2 separate regions of the Mus musculus genome follow, and region 1 is linked to region 2. Evidence: chromatin loops called from intact Hi-C (ENCODE). Cell type or tissue: left cerebral cortex. All regions are shown on one strand. Links, peaks and the distances in the headings refer to the core of each region. The heading gives the core; the rest is flanking DNA.

Region 1 (5,423 bases), core at 1,133-3,632, 58 kb after region 2:
TTCTTCTTCTTCTTCTTCTTCTTCTCCTTCTCCTTCTCCTTCTCCTTCTCCTTCTCCTTCTCCTTCTCCTTCTCCTTCTCCTTCTCCTTCTCCTTCTCCTTCTCCTTCTTCTTCTTCTTCTTTTTTAAGATTTTGTTTATTTATTATATGTAAGTACACTGTAGTTGTCTTCAAATACACCAGAAGAGGGTGTCAGATCTCATTATGGATGGTTGTGAGCCACCATGTGGTTGCTGGGACTTGAACTCAGGACATTTGGAAGAGCAGTCTGTGCTCTTAACCGCTGCGCCATCTTACCAGTCCTGCAGCAGATCATCTTGCATCTGCTGTTTGTGAAGTACCTCTGAAGTCTTCAACATGCAGCAGAGTGGCAGGTTGACAGTGGTGGATTCTTATGCCAAGGTTCACATCTCATCCATTCAGGGAACTATAGACAGTTCTTATTCCCTTAAAGAAACATTTTTAGTGGATTCGTTTTTATTTTATGTGCCTGGATGTTTTACCTGTGTGCGTGCGCGCACACACACACACACACACACACACACACACACAAAACCTGCATGAAGTGTCAGCAGAGGCCAGATGAGGACACTGAATCCTGTGGTGGTTTGAATAAGAATGATCCCCACAGAACCAACCAAGCAGCAGAACTTGGCAGCTTGCTTATAATATATAACCCAGGCCTGCCTATGCAGGGATGGCATGGACCTGTCTCACAGACATGGTCAAAGGCTAACCTGTTGAAAGCAATTTCTTATTTGAGATTTCCTCTTCCTAGGTCTATTTACATTTGTGTCAAGCTGACAGGAAGTAACCAAGCATAGGCTGCATAATGAAGGCTTCTAAAGTGGGAAGGTCCAGTGGTCTAAATAGGTTCCCAATGATAGCTAGGTTCCAAATGCTTTGCTACTTCAAACCAATGCTCCCTTTACAATAGGGATTTGCTGTATGTAGTCTACAGTAGAAATAATAATAGAAATAACTGCAAACACAGCCCTTAGATCACAGGAAGATACAATTATCTTAGACTAAAACTAGCTTTGATTAATACATTTTTACTGTTCTTCCTGGCAACCTAAGGAAACAAAAAGAAAAACGGGAGAAAGAATGTTGGGTGTACTCTAGAAGCCTGAAAATGTTTTCTGGTTTGGTGGAACGCTGCTGTCGAGGGGTATCTGGATGAATGTTGAGAGAATTCTAGGAAATACTACATATGAAGTAGTCACAGCAATAATACACATTATCCGGGAGAAGTAAAGCATTTTTCTTTTCTTCTGTTTTGAGGTAGGGTCTCAAATTCAGAATCCTCCTGCCCCTGCCTCCACAGAACTGGGATTATAGGCAACTAAGCCAGGCCATGTGCATTTCTAAAGTTAGACACTGTTTTCTTAACTTCATTCCCCAACACTGGTAACATGTTGCTCAACTAACGAAGAAAGCAAGACACCTCTTTCCTTGACGTTTCCTCCTGAAGCCTGAGAGAACATTCTGGCAACTTCAACTATTCATTCAGCAACAACAGAAGGATGAGTACTGGATCCAAGGAGCTGAGACTGGCTGCATAAACTTCTACTCAGGCAAGCTGTTACTGTATCACCTCATGACCCCATCCTGTGCTAAACCTTTCCACTTGTCATTTTTCAGCTCCTCAGGCTTGCTTTGGGCCTCCCACTGTCTCCACTCATTAAATGCCTCAGGCTACTGACTCAAGCTCTAAGTCTTTGATGCCTCCAGCCCACTCCATGCCATTAGATTACCATTCCCCAGTCCCTCATGGCATCTAACTTGTTCCAAGTTTACATGTCCATGCACTTTCATTATTAGATTTATCATTTTTAATCAGTGGTAGGAATTAGGTTACTAATCATTTCAATTATCCATCAAATTAGTGATGGTGACATAATTATCATCATCATGAGATTTGCGTTATCACTATGGTTATTCATATTATCCTGGGGGTAATGGCTCCCAGTCCATAAAGTTCAACCTAGTAGATAGTTTTTGTTTATTCCTGAGTCAGGAGGCCTATCCCAGCATTTCCGCGGTGAGTAGGTGCTAGTGACTAGCATCTAGGCACTTACTGGGGAGCTCTGGCAAGAACGGAGGTCTTGCTTGTAGTGTGTGGTGTGCAGGGTGCTGCGTCGCCCTCTGCCCAGTGTTAGAAAACTTGGGTGATTGGCTTTTGCAGTGAATTGGGCAGCCACTTTTTCGGAGGCGCACAGACCACGCCCCTTACCAACAACAAAGCAAAGCCAGCTCCGCGGCCTCTACGCAACACTCCTGGAACTCAGGCCACGAGGACACGGAGGTTGGCGCTGCGGAGTTTGAGCGGGCCAGGTACCCGGAGCTCAGAGGCGCGTGCAGCCTCAGCTTGAGTCTCCCGCGCGAACCTGAGCGGACGGCTCCACCGCGGACCTGCGCGGTAGGGGGAAGCCCGCGCAACCAAACACGCCGGCCAATGCCGGTCGCGCGCTCCCTTTGCGCGCTCCCGCGCCGGCCTTAAGGCTTGGACCGCAGGTGGAGAGGCCCGGGTGCGGGCGCGTGGCCCGAGGCTGTGCGAGGTTGCGCGGTGCGCGCGGAGCCGCGCTGTCCCCCCCATCTGAACTCAGTGCGCTGTTCCACGGCAAACTCCGCGCGCTGCGTGCTCGGGGCCGCGCCAGCCCGGGTGGCCGCGTGCAGGGCTCAGGGAAGTGAGCCCAGCAGGGAAGATGGAGCTGGCCACGCGCTCCCAGGTGAGGGTTTCCCCCAGCCCTGGTCCCCGGCCGCTTTCTGCATGCCCCGCCCCGCCCTGTCCTGCCGGGCTGGTCCACGCGGAGGGCCGGGTGCTGGGAACTTAGGTCCTGTAGGAGTGCGCGTGGCTCCCTGCTGTACCACCCCGGGTCTGCAGGTTTGGCCCCTGCAGCCGGGGCTCAGGTGGGGATGCCTATTCTGGAGCTGCAGGCCGGGAGCTACGGGGTGCAGCGCCCCGAGACCTGGGGGAGGGGCGCGCGGGAGGGCAGCGTGCAATTTCTCCCCAACCCCCTTCCTCGCCGGAACTGGCACCAGAGGTCAGGAAGATTAAGAAAAAAGCAATTAAAAAAAAAAAAAAAAAAAAAAAAGAAAGAAAGAAATCTCGAGACTCACACTATACCAGTCTTTTATTGAGTTGCTGTAGGTTTTATTCTAGAACTTTAATAAATTTACTACTTGGCAAATGGTAAGTAACATCTTTAGGCCAAGTTAACAAACAACTTCAAGATTGCAAATCTTAAGCGAAGGGCAAATCCATTATGCATTATGGGTCTAATTTAAGTTTTGAAACTTCACTAACACTTGAGAATAAGTCTTCCAAAGGGTCATTGCGTGCCAGGATTGTGATTTCTGTTAGTTTACAGTCTCAAGGTTTTTCTCTACTTAAAATTATCACTCTGTTAAAAAAACGACAACCACAAGACACCTAAACAGACACACACTTTTTAATATAGTGATAAGCAAATCATTTTTAAAAATGAACTAAGAAAAACTTTGAAAAGAGAAGGAATGGCCAGCCCCCTGCTCGTGGGGTGCGGGATATTTTACATGAATGTAGCCTTTCTTGAACTGCGTTTACCCCTGTAGTCTACCTGTAGACTCTGAGCCTGGTGGAACAGCGCCCAAGCTTTACCAGACCTGGCCTGCCCAGGTCTGGCACTTACCTTTGTGCTGGCAAATTAGAGAACTAGCTAGCTGGCTAGATACCAGTGGCCACTTTGTCCAGTTAGTGACCGCTGAGAATGTCCTGAAAGTGGAGGTTTGTGAGAAAGTATTTTAAAAGGTTTCACCAGTGAAGGGAGAAAAGAAAAACTGTACTGAGCTAGACTCAGGCTTTAGGGTTTTTGTTGTTGTTTTTGTTTTGCTTTTGCACGTGGCTAGCCTGAGCTTCTCCAGGAAGTAACAAAACACCTTTGGAAAGGGAAAGTGAAATTGCTTTGTTTTTTCAGGACAGTCTCATTCATCACAGAGTGGTCTCCACTTTCTGTAGAGCAGATTATAGATCTTGCCTCCACTTCTAGATTCAGGATTCTTTCCCTGCTTGGATGCCTGGTGTATGATGTGCTGGGGGTGAACCCTGGGCCTCCTGCATGTTAGGCAAAATCTGCAAACTGGGCTGCAGCTCCAGCCTGGTGGAAAGAGACAGGAGCTTTCGTAGTTCCTCAGAAAATGTAACTCACTGTATCATTTCCAAAACCTGTCACTTTACTGGAAAGCTCTTTGCAACTAGGATCCCTGTATTCAGGGCATTTGAAAATTCAGGATGTATTAAACTGTGCAGCTAGACCGGAACATTTTATTGTTACACTGTGAAGCTTTAATAAACTATTTACTGGGGGGGGGAGGGGGCAATCTACAAATTACATCCTACCCATTATACACCAATTAGGGCAGATTACTATGTATAAGATGATCATACACACACCTATAAAGATCTCTTAATTGGTAGCACAAATTAAGATGAATTTTTTTTTCTGTTTGTAAGCTCCTCATAGTTTAAAAGTGAGCACAGTCATCTTCATTGACATGGTCTGTGAGTGGTTCTGTGGGGTGGCAGGTGAGTGCAGATGAGAAGACCGTTGAACCGAGAGATGCTAAATTTTGCAATCTTCCAGTCTCTAGCCTTATAAATAGTCAAGTAACCAGAGAGGCAGCTTGGCTGCACCCCCGGTGTGACAGGGCCCAGCAGGCAGCACACTGTCCTCTCACACAGCAGTAACTATAATTCCTCCCTTTGGAAAGCATAACACTCCCAGGATGCTCCCGCAAAGAGCGGCCGCATAGGAGGAGGTTTCTGAGCAATACCTGAGCCAGGGAGACACCCACATGCATTCCAAACCACTTTCAAGTCTGCTTTTCTGCCAGGTGTGCCTTGGATTTCATGTCCTCTGACAGTGATCTCCACCCTCAGGGGTTATTTAATAGTCCTTTTTTTAAAAAAATTATTTTTATTTATATAGGGTCTCTCACTATGTAGCCCTGGCTGTCTGGAATAGTCCCGTATTTAAAAGGCCAGTAGCTCATCGTTTTCTCATGAGCCTGACCCATGCATGGCGGGGCAGAATTCTAAGAGGTGCACACAATCACTTGATTTGATGATGACAGAAAACCAGGAGTCAATTCCAGTTCCAGTTAAGCCAACTTTTTCAGCATTAGAGGGCATTAATGAACAATTCCTGTGCAGCTGTTTGAGCTGACCTGCCCCTGCACGTTAAAGTCTCATGGCTCTGGAGAGCTAACCCTTTACTCCTCAACCCTTCAAGGGTTTTGTTTCCAGTATCCGGAATTAGCGGGGATTGATAAGAACTAGTAAGATTTTTAATTTTCCTTTAAGAAGTAGTGTCTAGGAATGTTTGAAACTGGGTGGAGGTAGGTAAATAGCCAAGGTTAGCCCTCAGAAAAGATTGTCTTCC
Region 2 (5,423 bases), core at 1,854-4,353:
CCAACTCTTCCACAAGACTCCCTAAGATCCAGCTAATGTTTGGCTATGGGTGTCGTTAATTTCCAATTCTTATTTATTTATTTATTTATTTATTTAGGTTTTTCGAGACAGGGTTTCTCTGTGTAGCCCTGGCTGTCCTGGAGCTCACTCTGTAAACCAAGCTGACTTTGAACTCAGAAATCCGCCTGCCTCTGCCTCCCAAGTGCTGGGATTAAAGGCGTGCGCCACCACTGCCTGGCTAATTTCCAATTCTTAAGTGTGGGCTATATTCTAAAGACCAATTCAGGCCATAATCCTTATGATCTTAATGTAGAAACCGGCTTGTCAAAGGCCACTTTCATCAGTGATAGAGAGGAGCCGAAGTCCCTACATCTAACTTTCTATTCTCCGTTACTCTGTTCAAAGAGTGTGAGTTTTAGATCTAAGACTTTGCCACTACCTGCCATCCTCAATTGTGACACAGAAGAGCTGGAGAAGAAATGAAGGAGCTAGAGAAAGTACCCAAGGAGCTAAAGGGGTCTGCAACCCTATAGGTGGAACAACAATATGAACTAACCAGTACCCCCCAGAGCTCATGTCTCTAGCTGCATATGTATCAGAAGATGGCCTAGTTGGCCATCATTGGGAAGAGAGGCCCCTTGGTCTTGCAAACTTTATATGCCCCAGTACAGGGGAATGCCAGGGCTAAGAAGTGGGAGTGGGTGGGTAGGGGAGCAGGGTGGGGGGGGGGAGGGTATAGGGGACTTTCCGGATAGCATTTGAAATGTAAATGAAGAAAATATCTAATAAAAAATTGAAAAAAAAAGAAGAGCTGGAGAAGAGATAGAACTACCACAACTCAATTTGCTCTGCCAACCTAACACCCCGGTGTATTTATTTTGAAGAGCATTGGCAAATCTGTTTCAAGAACGTTTGCTGCCAGAGCCTTTGGGGTTGTATGGTTCTGAGGGTCTCTTGCATTCTTCTAAATGAAAACCATTACAACCCATAGGTCCTGAACAATTTCTCCCCCATGAACCAGAACTGAGAAATGTCTAATAATCGATGTTTCCAAGATTCTCCGCCAATAAGATCATAGCTACATTTTAAGGAGACTTGAACAGCTGTTCTCTACCTATCCACACAGCTTCATGCTGTTGAGTCGTGAATTGAATATAGTGGCTAGCCATTCGCTCAGAAAACTCACATTCGCCATATACCATGAGCCCACTACTGGTATAGATGCTTAGATTCACAGGGGAGTAAGACTTAGAATGGTCCAGCTTTTACTATGAATGCTTTTCATTTCTTGCCTGAGAATTTTAGATTAGTCCTACTAGTTCTACAAGTCACAGGCTGTTAAACAGAATCACCCTTCAGCTCACAAGTGAGGTTTTCATACATGGGCCAAGTGGGCTTTAACATTCCTTGAATTCTGTAAGAGCCATGCACTGTCTAGGAGACAGACTCCTGGCCCACTTCTGGCTTTGCATATCCTCAGCTTTGCTCCTGCCTGGCCCCTGACAGTATTTTGAATGTGTGGTTCTTCATGCTCCACTGGTCTCTTGTGTCCGACTGGAATTGCTGCTCTAATGTCTTTCTGTAGCTTAAAGTGCTCAGGTGCTCTGAGCATATTCTGAGCTGTTTGGATGATCATGAAGAATTAACTCCCAAGAATCTTCACATGTGAAAGTTTTGAAGCCAAAAGGCCAGCAACTGGCTTAGTAATTGTTAAGGTGATTTTTAAAATGTCGGCTTTATAGGCAGCGAGTAAGGCAAATGCCTTTTGTTCACATGGACACAGCCATGCCATGGGCTCAGCCCCACATGAATGACAAGTTTTCCTTGGGTGAGTGAGCCTCTTAGGGATGGCAAAGCCTTCCTTAGGTCTGAGTGTGATGTTGGCAGTGTGTGTAGAAAACACCCACCATAGCTTTCTCCTCCCTTTAAGCCGGAGGTTTACGGCCTAAAGACTATTCCACTACAGAGGCAGCCCTTACTGAGATCAGCTAACCCTGGCTTCTTGTTCAGCTGTACCATAAACCCTGCTTCTTGGCTATCTGTACGCAACAACCCATCTCCCCACACGACTGTACCTAATAGACAAACTGTGCTTCTGGGGTACTGAGACTTCTCTGAGAGCCCAGACCACCTGATCTCAGCCTCTCTGTCTGTCTGTCTGTCTGTCTGTCTCTCTCTCTCTCTCTCTCTCTCTCTCTCTCTGTGTGTGTGTGTGTGTGTGTGTGTGTGTGTGTGTGTGTGTGTGATTTCTTCACTCCCTTGCCATTCCTAGGCAGGGTTCCAATACCAAGTTTCCAATACCCAAGCTGTGTGAGGACCCGACATTGATTCATGGAAAAATCAAGCCAATTCGTTGGTGTTAGTAAAATTGTGGCTTCAGGGGAAATGAGATCTTGCATTTATTTTGGATGGAGAGCCTTGTCTCTTGTTCCTTTCCTGTGTGGCCTATTGTACTGTCTGAGCTCCCATGCTCCTGTTCTTCTGAAGAGAAGACCCTGCCCCTCTACTTTTTAAGCCCTCCCTGTTTGTTTAGTCCCACCCATCTCTCAGTTTCCATCTCACGAATTAAAGCAGTTCATCACTTTCTTGTTAATCTCTCTCTCTCTCTCTCTCTCTCTCTCTGAATCCATCAAAACCATAGTCAATGCCATTCATCCATTTATTAAACATTTATTGATTTATTTATTAAACACACAGCACCCCCCCCCCGCTCCAGGCATTCCCAATTTAGCATCTAATTGCATATTGTGTTGTAGAGTTTAATGATAGCTGTGCTATAGTCATCTCTTTAGCAAAGGGGGCACCTTCTACAGCTGAGGCTACAGTTAGCCACAGGGTGCCCTGTGCAAACCTTAAAAAGTCATTCATTTAGATTACAGCGCAGACAATTTTCAGTTGTCAAATGTCCATTATAACAAGGTGAATCTTCTTATCTTCTGGATAACCTACATCGTAGGTCTAATATATGGACAGACCATCAAATCCTTGTTATAATCTCAGTTTTTTTCTAGAGTGATAATATAATATATCCCCAGTCTGAACATGTGTAAGCATTAGAAGAGACATATTCTGGGACAACAGGTGTTACTGGGACAGTTACAGGCAAACTGATGTAGTGTCTTCAACAGCAACAACAACAACAGAAGAAAGAGGAGGAGGAGAAGGAGGAGGAGGAGGAGGAGGAGGAAGAGGAGAAGGAGAAAAGAAGAAGAAGAAGAAGAAGAAGAAGAAGAAGAAGAAGAAGAAGAAGAAGAAGAAGAAGAAGAAGAAGAAGCACTTTTACACCAACCAATTAAGTCAATAGTTCTTAATCTGTGCCTCCAGGTCTCTTAGGGAGCCACATATCAGATATCCTGCATATCAGATATTTACATTACAACTCTAAACAGTAGCAAAATTACAGTTATGACGTAGCAATGAAATAATTTTATGGTTGGAGGTCACCATAACATGAGGACTGTATTAAAACGTTGCAGCATTAAAAAGGCTGAGATGGCGCACGCCTTTAATCCCAGCACTTGGGAAGCAGAGGCAGGCGGATCTCTGAGCTCCAGGCCAGCCTGGTCTACAGAGTGAGTTCCCGGACAGCCAAAGCTACACAGAGAAACCCTGTCTCGAAAAAAACAAAACAAAACAAAAACAAAAAAACAAAATAAAAAAGGCTGAGAACCACTGAATTAAGATGTCAATGCTACTTACTCTTTGACTACACAGGAGAAAGAAAAATGCACCGTGTCCCAGATGAGGTCATCGAAAAGACTGTTTAAGTGCTCACATGATTACATTCAGACTCATACCCTTAGATGGTCATTGTGTTTCTGGTTCTCCTAGCTCTTTGGTGTTAACGTGAAGACTTCCTATAGGATGTTTCCCTTACCCAATGAAAGGCTGTCACATTGTAAACCCTCCCAATTGTCATCACTAGCATTTAATATCTCAGCGCTCATAGAGGGAAGGAACTGAGCCTGCTGGAGCATGAGCCCTGGAAAGAGCTAATGTCCTTTTTCATCTTAGGAAGAGATGGTCATCCCTTGGTGGTCATTTGATAAATACTAGTTACATATGTGCCTGTGAGGCTAGGGTAGCGGACATCTTTCCACCCCGTGCAGCTGACAGAAGGGGACTAGAACTGCATAGAATCTAAAATACCAGTTCTCAACACCAATTTGATGTTCCACTTTGTGGTGTTATTAAAGATTCAGGAGGAAGGAAGGAAGGTCACCTGTTTTCCTGGACGCCTCTTTAAACTCAAAATCCAATTGGGCTTAACTCCAGAGTGCTTTGGAAAAAGTTTTATTCCCCAAAGTCTTCAAAACAAATGCTGCGATAGTTTTTCAAGAGCTTCTAATCTATTTGGGGACACCCCACAAATATTCTTGAACCCGAATCCTTTTAGACTAAGGCACTCACATAGGGCATCGTTGCACAAGGTCCCTCTGTGTTTATGCCTATGTGCATATCAAGTCTCTGTGCAAATAGATGCACACAAACACCTTTTTATCTCGATAAAGAAAGCTCGGGTCTATTCATAGGAAAATAGTTGGGTCAGGCTTTCTGGGTTTTTTGTTTGTGCGCTGCGGGGTGCCTCATAGCACCGCAGGGGCAGGCATCCAATGTCACGCCAGCCACCTACAGCATGCAGGGTGCCAGAGGCACTGATGAGTGCACTAATTAGAGGGTGTCATAGAGGAGGAGAGAAGGAAGGGACAAAAAAATCCATGAAGATGGAAAATAGAGGGGGGTGGGCTTCCCATTTTCATTTATGAGAATTCTATGCTTTTGGACTGTGTTTACTTCAGATAGTATTGTCAGGTTCCACAGTTGGTGGAGAAGAAACAAACTGGGGAAAATGGGTGGGTTATCTGCTGGGGGTTAGCCATCTGCTTGTGCAAGCAGTTTTTATCTGCTCTCATCCATACTCCAGGAGGACGATACTATTCCCTGCCAGCCACTGACGGCACACTGCATGATCAAGAACCTTCATGAAGATTATCCCCAGTATCACCAAGCTGTTCCACACCATCCGTACTGGCTGTCTTCCTGAGGGCCATGTGTAGCTTTGTTTCTCACAGACATGTCCTCTCATCATTGACCAAGTGATGGCATCATTGCCAGAGCAGTTAGATTATAATCACTCTGGACTTAGAAGGTTCCAGATCTTTTCACCCCTGGATCTCCCTCTGCCTTTTCTTCCTAACCCACATTATCATCTGTTCTTTTCCCCACTCTGTGGAAAATAAAATCAGACAGACACTTTAGAAATACCATTGCTGGAGTTCTGCTAAGACCGGTAACATCATAGCCAGCACAGGGGTTACAGGCACTGGTCCCTTAAAACCATCTCCAGATGACTTCAGACCTCAGGCTGTGTGATACCTGCTCTTACATGTAATGCCTTTTACTTACATCTCAGGACTGAAACA

The links. Hi-C counts contacts between places; a loop is a spot of excess contacts. Peaks named below come from ENCODE experiments on the same cell type or tissue, not always from the same donor. Only the 100,000 strongest peaks of a DNase experiment are listed, where the experiment ranks them.
Region 1: it touches region 2 in a loop (2.0-fold over the local background); 12 of 42 quality-filtered maps call a loop at or near these places.

What each region holds. Positions count from the first base shown.
Region 1 is chr12:117,841,226-117,846,648 of GRCm38, forward strand. It overlaps Cdca7l (cell division cycle associated 7 like), which reads left to right and starts at 2,636. Exons shown (of 10, transcript NM_146040.1): 1 at 2,636-2,732. The coding sequence starts at 2,709. In left cerebral cortex, for the core only: no CTCF peak of the experiment used is centred there; DNase peaks (open chromatin) are centred at 2,436 and 2,585; H3K4me3 peaks cover 1,133 bases.
Region 2 is chr12:117,782,193-117,787,615 of GRCm38, forward strand. No RefSeq gene overlaps it. Among named protein-coding and RNA genes, the nearest start is that of Cdca7l, 59 kb to the right of the region's middle. In left cerebral cortex, for the core only: no CTCF peak of the experiment used is centred there; no DNase peak of the experiment used is centred there.